Regions from separate parts of the Homo sapiens genome. Here region 2 is linked to region 1. Evidence: read pairs that join two places in POLR2A ChIA-PET (ENCODE). Cell type or tissue: A673. All regions are shown on one strand.

Region 1 (4,000 bases):
GTGTACACAACTTACAGGATGCATCCCACAGGTATTTTAAAACTTGAATATGGTGGCATGTCCATGAAGCTTCTAAACATAGACATGCAAGTTCTATACTAGTTCCTGTCCATACTGTTTAAATAGAGCAAGGCTGTTGATTTGGGGACAGGTCTTCGTAGGGTGGACTGAAGTGCAGTCACTAAACTAGACTGCACTCATTTGTTGGCGCATGGAGGTTAAGGGTGAGTTCCAATCTCCATGACTCCATTCCAGCTGTCAGGAAAATCATCATCCAGAGTTACTGTTTTAGGTTGCTTCTTGACAGCCCACAAACCTCTGCCACACTGCTTTGTAGAAATTCTAATGTCAGTGACAGCAGCTTTCAAAATTTTCTATTCCTAGTTGACAGGACTGTCTGACATAAGCACTGTACTCTGAACGGGTTAAAATGCAGGCTGGTTTTCTGGATGGGGGGACACACAGGGGCACTCCAGGGTGGCCATGGGAAGCCGCTCCTCAGCACGGAACACTCACACCGCCCTGACCCAACACCAGCAAGTCCCAGGAGCGACCGCAGTGACGAAGGAGTCCCTTTGGCGGCGAACGCTTCCCCGCGTGAGCCATGCCCGGGGCCGGCCTGACGCTTCCCGAGTGCCTGCAGGGAAGCCCGGGCCAGACGCAGCCGGCCCGCGGGCGGAGAACACCGCGCACATCGCCTGCAGAGCGGCCAGAAGGCGAGCCCTGCTGCCGGATGAGACTCACCCGATTACGATCAGCCCCGGGCCTGTGCTCGCAGCCCCCGCGCCAGGCTCCGCGCTAGGCTCGGGCACCGTCAGGCAGAGGCACCGCGCGCGGGCCCCACGCAGACAGCCGGTCACGCGCCCCCGCGGCCCCGGGGCTGGGGCTCCCCACCCGCCCGCGCCCGCGCCCGCGCCCGCGCCCGCGCCCGCCGCGCGGCTGGCCCAGCTCAGGCGGCCCGGGCGCGCCCGGGGTCCGCGGGGCTCGCACGCCCCTTCCCTCTCCAGATCCTCCGCCCCGCCCGCGCCGGCGCCGCCTCCCCTCCTCCTCCCTGCGCTGCGCCCTCGCCCGCCAGCTAATCCCGGCTGCGCCCGCCCATCCCCGCTCCGGGCCCCGGCCCCGGCCCCGGCCCCGCGCCGACCTCCGGGAAAGCGCGCCTTCCCCGCTCCCTGCCGGGCCGGGTTTCCAACCCAGCGGCCACTCCTCCGCGCACGGCCCGGCCTCCCTACTCCTTCCCGGGTCTCTGGGGCCGGGGGCTGTGCATACTGGTGCTGGCTGCCCTTCTCTCTTCCAAATCGGATTTTAATTCACCAGAAGAAGGCAGAGAACCACAGGACCATCTCGCCTATCCCCGCCCCATCAAAGGGTGCGCACACCAGGCTGGGGTGGGGAGTGGACGAATGAGGTTTAAAAAATGAAGCCCCGGATCTGGTCAATGCGAGAACCATTACTCCATCAACAGGAACGCTAGATCTAAGCATGCATACTAAAGACGTGGACCCTTCCACGCCCGTCCTGCCCTACCGGCTCACACAAGCCGGTGCATCTCCTGCACACCCCGAGCATGCCTGCCGCTTGCGTTACCATGTGCTCGTTTCAGTTTTGGAGGCCCAGGATTATACCAGGAGCAGAGCAGCTGGACGCTCTCCTGTGAGCTGGTGAAACTGCCAAGCCGTCATTTTCACATGCTAAGGGAAGAAGGGGTGAGGTCGCGGAGGTGAACTACATTTTTGAGTCTCAGAGGGTGGGCACTGCACGAGGCATGCCTTTCCCACGACAGGGATTTTAGTAATGACAGTTAGTGCACTGGGTGCCGGTACAACACTCATCCCCGTCCTGCCGTAGCCAGTCTCTTTTGAGAGCTGAGGCCATCTAAGTTTCAACAGGTACAATTTCTCCTGCCAAGTATCCCGTATTTACAGAGGTAAACCATGTATTTCCGAGTTTTTACTAAAAAGCCCAGTTTATTTCTGATGCACCACCCTAGCACGGTGACAAGAAATCACTACCAATAACAAAAACAGTAGTCCAGCCAGGGTGGCTCACGCCTGTAATCCCAGCACTTTGGAAGGCTGAGGTGGGCGGATCACTTGAGATCAGGAGTTCAAGACCAGCCTGGCCAACATGGTGAAACCCCAGTCTCTACTAAAAATACAAAAATTAGCTGGGTGTGGTGGTGCGTGCCTGTAATTCCAGCTACTCAGGAGGCTGAGGCATGAGAATCACTTCAACCTGGGAGGCGGAGATCGCCCCACCCACTCCAGGCTGGGCGACAGAGGGAGACTCTGTCTCAAAAAAACAAACACAAACAAAACAGTAATCCATTGTTGAACTAAGAACACTGGAATCCTCCCCACTTTTATAAAAGTGGTAAGTGGTTATAAATTATAAAATTAATGAGATTTTAAATCCTGATACATGTATATGTGTATATGTGTGATGTGTGTGTATGTGTATACATATCTATCAGGAAAACTATGGTATCTTAAGCCCACACAGACTTGCTGATATTATTTATATTGCCAGGGGTGGGAGGATGGGCATGCCAGGGAAACAAAAGAAAGGAGTCTGGTGTGATGGCTCCCACCTGTAACCGCAGTGTTTTGAGAGGCCAAGATGGGAGGATCACTAGAGCCCAGGAGTTCAAGACCAGCCTGGGCAAGACAGCAAGACTCTTGTCTCAAAAAAAAAAAAAAAAAAAAAAAAAGTAAAAATCGAACACAAAGTCATTTAAGATCCAAACATATGCTAGCTGCTTTTACTTTTATATATATTATTTTACATATATTCTTACATATATTTAACACCCATAGTAGGTAGACACTATTATTACAATTTTGTTGATAAAAATACTGATGTCAGAGACCTTAAGTAACATGTTCGAGGTCACACAGCTAGGATGTATATGTGTGAATGTGTCCCAGATATCTATTACCCCATAACAAACCACCCCAAATGTAGATTAAATCAACAGTCATGTTGTTATGCTCATAATCCACAGAACTCAGGAATTGCGGCAGGTTGAGTGTTTCTTCTGCTCCCCGTGGGGTTGCTCAGTGGCATACAGGTGGAGGGTGGTCTGGTGTGGAGGCTCTAAGAAGGCTTCACTCATGTGTCTACACCATGCAGTCGGGGGTGGCTGGAAGTCTGGGCTCAGTTGAGCCTTCTCTCATGCAGCTTCAACACTTCTCTGAGTGGTCCCTCCAGTGAAGTCGTTGGAATTTCTACGTGGCAGCTTAGGGCTCCAAGAAAGCGAGGCAGAAGCCGTCAGCTCTATTCAAGGTGGCAACTGGCAGTGTCACCTCCACTGTACTCCATAATCAAAGCAGTCCCAGAATGAAAGAGATGGAAAATAGACCCCAGCTCTCAATGGGAAGAACCTACAGCCGTCTTTAATCCGCCATAACCGTCCTCTGGCCACAGGTCATTTACACATGCACGATACACTCAGCTCTTTCAAGATGCTCAGAAGTCTCATCATCTAAAGCATGTCCGCGTACAGATGAGGCTTCTGCTTGGGTATTTCCTTTACATCTGAAGACCTGCGAACTAGAGAGACAAGGCAACAGCCTTCTCCACACCCAACCGACAATGGTGAGACAGAGCCAGGACATCCCCAGTGGGCACCTGTCCAACAAGAGAGGTGGCGGAGCCAGGCAGCAGCCACTGCGGGTTCCAGCAGGCTCCTGCTGCCTTGCCTTGAGGAGGACTCACTTCTGCTTCCTGCCTTCTCCCCAGCCCTTAGCTCTGTCCTCTGGGCTGTTGCTTCTACCGAGACTTCCTCAGGGAAAAGAAATGGCCTAGGTTTGCAACTAAGTAGCCTCTCAGCCTGCTTTCCTCCAGGGAAGGCTGGGGAAGGGGGTCCAAAAGTCTGTGCCTCTTTTAGTTCAAGCCAGTGGCGCTTCCATCACTCTGCCAATACCTTGTGGGTTTCTTTGAATTTTATCAGAGTTCACCCCATCCATTAGTTACAAACCACACTGACCTGAGATGGGCCCTT
Region 2 (4,000 bases), 300 kb before region 1:
AGAGATCAAAGAAGCTTATAAAATTGAAGGCAGTTTTTATACATGGTAAAACTACTGGGAATTATTCAAAAATCCTTTGGGTTTTGTGAGCTTAAAGACCAAAACTGTAAAACAAACACCAAGATTTTAATAAGGATGGAAGCAAGATAATGCCTTTTTGCTTGGGTTAGAAGATTCGACCTAATCTAAGTTCACCAGATACAATGTTTTTGGGAAACTCTTCTTTTAATCCTGTGCATTCTGACGTGTTGAGGGAAGTAGCCCCTTGGCGCTGGTGGTTGGAACTGCTGTCATCTTTGTTAAACAATCTGTGACACCAAAATCGAAAGGCTGGCCCAAAGAGATTTCCCCCCACTGACCTAAATGGCACCTAAAATGTTAAGAAATGCAAATTGTATAATGATTTAAGACTGTTTCCTGAGGGGCTAGCATATTGGCAGAAATGAATTTTTATAGGATTAGACCCTTTACTGCTCCTTTGACACCTAAAAGTAGGGAAGTATTTTGAGAGAGCAGGAGGTGGCAGTCACCTTATATAAGGCGTGGATTCTGAAGCTGGAATGTCTGTAAGTAGTGAGACGGTAGTTTGAGGAGGAGTGATACCAAGGTGTATGCAGTTTATGTGAAGTTTAGCCCATCTCATTTTAAGTTGTGGGCTTTAGACGTAATCTTGTGCCAAGACATTAGCTTTCATGTCCATCTTCCTTGACGAACATGGATATATCAGAAGAACATCTGCAACAGATTAATAAAATTAATTAAAAAGGAAGTTAAAGAAAAGACTAACCCTCTGGCTTCGAGGATTAAAAATGTGTAATTGAGGATCAGACTTGTCTTTGAGCTTCCTATCAATCAGATTGGCCACCCAGTAATCTATCAAAAAGCTAGTCCTTTGTAATTTAGCAAATTGGGAAATGACTAAAAATACCACACACCTTTAACAATTTACCAACCCTATCTCTAAACCAAGTTCTCACAGAACAAACAATTGGAACTGAAGTTACCTTCTTGTGGAATATCTTTTGTTGCACAGTTAAAAATAGAGAGGCCAGGTGCGGTAGCTCACACCTGTAATCCCAGCACTTTGGGAGGCCAAGGTGGGCAGATCACCTGAGGTCGGAAGTTCGAGACCAGCCTGGCCAACGTGGAGAAACCCCGTCTTTACTAAAAATACAAAATTAGCTGGGCGTGGTGATGCATGCCTGTAATCCCAGCTACTCGGGAGGCTGAGGCAGGAGAATCGCTTGAACCTGGGAGGTGGAGGTTTCGGTGAGCCAAGATCACACTATTGCACTCCAGCCTGGCCAACAAGAGCAAAACTCCATCCTAGAAAAGAAAGAAAGAAAGAGAGAGAGAGAAAGAGAAAGAAAGAAAAGAAAAGAAAAGAAAGAAAGGGAGAGAGAGGGAGGGAGGGAGGGCAGGCGGAAGGAAGGAAGGAAGGAAGGAAGGAAGGAAGGAAGGAAGGAAGGAAGGAAGGAAATAAATTGTGCCAAAAACTGTATGCTAGATCTAGCTGACATGCCTTTGGAAAGGCAGTATTGTAACCATAAAAGCGTTGAATTTTAGGATATTGTTGATGAAGGGATCAAAGCTGTGCTGGTAGACGCTCCTGGAGAAAAACACCAACCCCACTGAAGTACATACAACTTTGTGTACTGTACAGGGAAATTTTCTCTCACTGCTTTTGAATCTTCACTTTTTTTCTTTTAGGATAGTGTGTGGCATATTCAAGGTACTAAACAAAGAAATGTTTCAAAATATGTCATCATCATTATGGTTTAACTTATGATTACTGAGTTTGCAAATATTTTGCTACTATAAGTTGTGCATATTTGGAAAAAACTCACATAAACTCTGATTAGTTATTTGCTGAAAATGTTTATAGTTTATTGAAGGAAGGTCTCTATATCTTTGGTAAGAATAACCAAATTACTTAACCAAGAAAAATTATTTGCTTTAGTGAATGTGTTTTGCTAATGTACAAAATTTTCAAAGAATAGAAAGAATATACGCCAAAGACAAGTTTTGTTTGGTTTCTCAACAACCATGTGGGAAACCAGGAAAATAATTAGCAACCTTGGAGTGCTTGAAAAGCAAATCTTTTTTGCTTCCCTAGAATATGGTTGCTATGAGGGCAGGGACCTGGTCTACCTTATTCCCCACTTCATCCCTGACTCCTAGAAAGGGCCTTATACAGAGGTAGATTCTAATAAATATTATTATGGATGAGTGAATTATGAAGGAATGAAAGTTGAGAGGCTGAGTCAGAAACTCTAAATTAGAAGTATTTTTGAAAGTCTTCTAAAAGATTTATTTTTCGTACATACATTTAAAGCGTCATGCATTTGTCATCTAAAGAGCAACAGGAGTTCTGGTCTGAATAACAGACCATTTGTTTTCTTAATAGCTGTTATTGCAAACTGTTCTACATGAATTTGGTTGTTCACAACAACTGCAAGATTCTTTTTGGTAAATATTGGTCACCTTTTGTATTTAAAGGTAGGCAAGTGTTCCTTCTTTACAATCTTGCTTCCATGTAGTATGTTAGGATGAGAATAACTATATGGAATTCTGCCACTCATACATTCTCGAATTAGCCAAGAGCCACGAAGCTGTCCTGCAACCTGTGCTATGTGCTTCCCTGCAGGTCCTCTTCCACGGTAAAGTCACTTGAGGCAAGTATGACAGAATTACAGAGACAGTGTGTAAATGAAAACCAAATGAGCCTGCATGTTATATACTGAAGGATTTGAAAAATCATTAAGGACCATGTAACACCTGGAAAATACATTTAAACATTTTATCTTTAAATACACTGAGTGAGTCATGGATGTCGTATTTTAATGCCTTTGCTCATGCTGTTTGTCTTATTGTCCTTTTCTCCCCACCTTTGGCACCGTCAGCAACATCCTTATTTGTCCTCGAGGCATAGTTTAAATTCATCTTCCTACCCCTAATGTTCCTAGGTCCTCTCAGAGCTCATTGTTCCTTCCTGATGTTTGTTTTTCTATTATTGCTTTATTGAAATAGCTTTATAGCAAACGATTTCCGTGATTATCAGGAGAACCAGGGAGTGTATTTTATTTTACTAACTTCAAAAACAATCCCTCAGTAACGACTGTCTAAAAGATAGTTTCCTAGGTGGCGCACCGATTCTGAATGGTGGCCAGGGAAGCATTGAGAGAGGGAAGCATTTATAATCAGTTGGGCTTTGAAGTTCACGTTGGACTTTCTCAAAACGTTGTTGATGAACGAGGGAAAAGAAAAGGGATAGTCGTTTAAGGAATAAATGAAAGCAAAGGGTGGTAGAAGATTGGGGAGGGAAAAAAACTGAGCACATTTCTGATGTAAAAGGCTGGGATGTATCCATGATAGAAAAAGGGGGAAGAATGAGTACAGTGAGCACACAAAAAATCTGATCATGTGATGGAGGCGACAAAAAGACGGCTCAGGTTTGGAAAGATAATAGTTTGGGCATTTCCTCCTCTCATTTGGACAGGGAGGGGAGTGAGGATGGACCTAGCTCCACGATTTCCAGTGCTCAACAGTGACTTGCTGAGTTAAGTGTATGAAGAGCCTCTTTTGATAAGAAGTAGGGCCCAATCAGTGCTGTGATCTGTTTCATTTTGTGACTCAGTAATTCTCCCTCCTACAGCTGTCCACTCAGAATCAAATTCAAAAACACTGTATAGGTTGTACCAGGGCTTCCAAATTACTTACAATTGTAGGGGTAATACATTTTTTTAAAATAGGCAATTTAAGAAGTCCTATCAGTTACATTGATTTTTTTTAGTGTAAAATATGTCAAATAAAGTAAAAGAAATTTCAGAAATTCTATCAATATGCAATTTTGCTCATATATGACAATGTATTTAGCTAAAATGATAGTCACTTTGATGACATACCGTTCAAGAAAAATCAGAGAAATTGAAGAATTAGGTTACTAATGAGAGTAGAAGATTCAATATTACTTTATATAGTCAAATAAATAACTCGACTA

The links. ChIA-PET counts read pairs that join two places held together with the same protein. Peaks named below come from ENCODE experiments on the same cell type or tissue, not always from the same donor. Only the 100,000 strongest peaks of a DNase experiment are listed, where the experiment ranks them.
Region 2: POLR2A ChIA-PET joins it to region 1 with 6 read pairs; 2 of 35 experiments call an interaction of 5 or more read pairs at or near these places.

Annotation. Positions count from the first base shown.
Region 1 is chr4:186,141,857-186,145,856 of GRCh38, reverse strand. The region is part of intron 1 of FAM149A (family with sequence similarity 149 member A); the gene reads right to left. Among named protein-coding and RNA genes, the nearest start is that of FAM149A, 39 kb to the right of the region's middle. RefSeq lists enhancers at 1,104-1,604, 1,605-2,105. In A673, no CTCF peak of the experiment used is centred here; a DNase peak (open chromatin) is centred at 1,536; H3K4me3 peaks cover 916 bases.
Region 2 is chr4:186,444,156-186,448,155 of GRCh38, reverse strand. The region is part of intron 1 of F11-AS1 (F11 antisense RNA 1); the gene reads left to right. Among named protein-coding and RNA genes, the nearest start is that of F11-AS1, 55 kb to the left of the region's middle. In A673, no CTCF peak of the experiment used is centred here; DNase peaks (open chromatin) are centred at 325, 735 and 1,545; H3K4me3 peaks cover 1,663 bases; H3K27ac peaks cover 3,910 bases.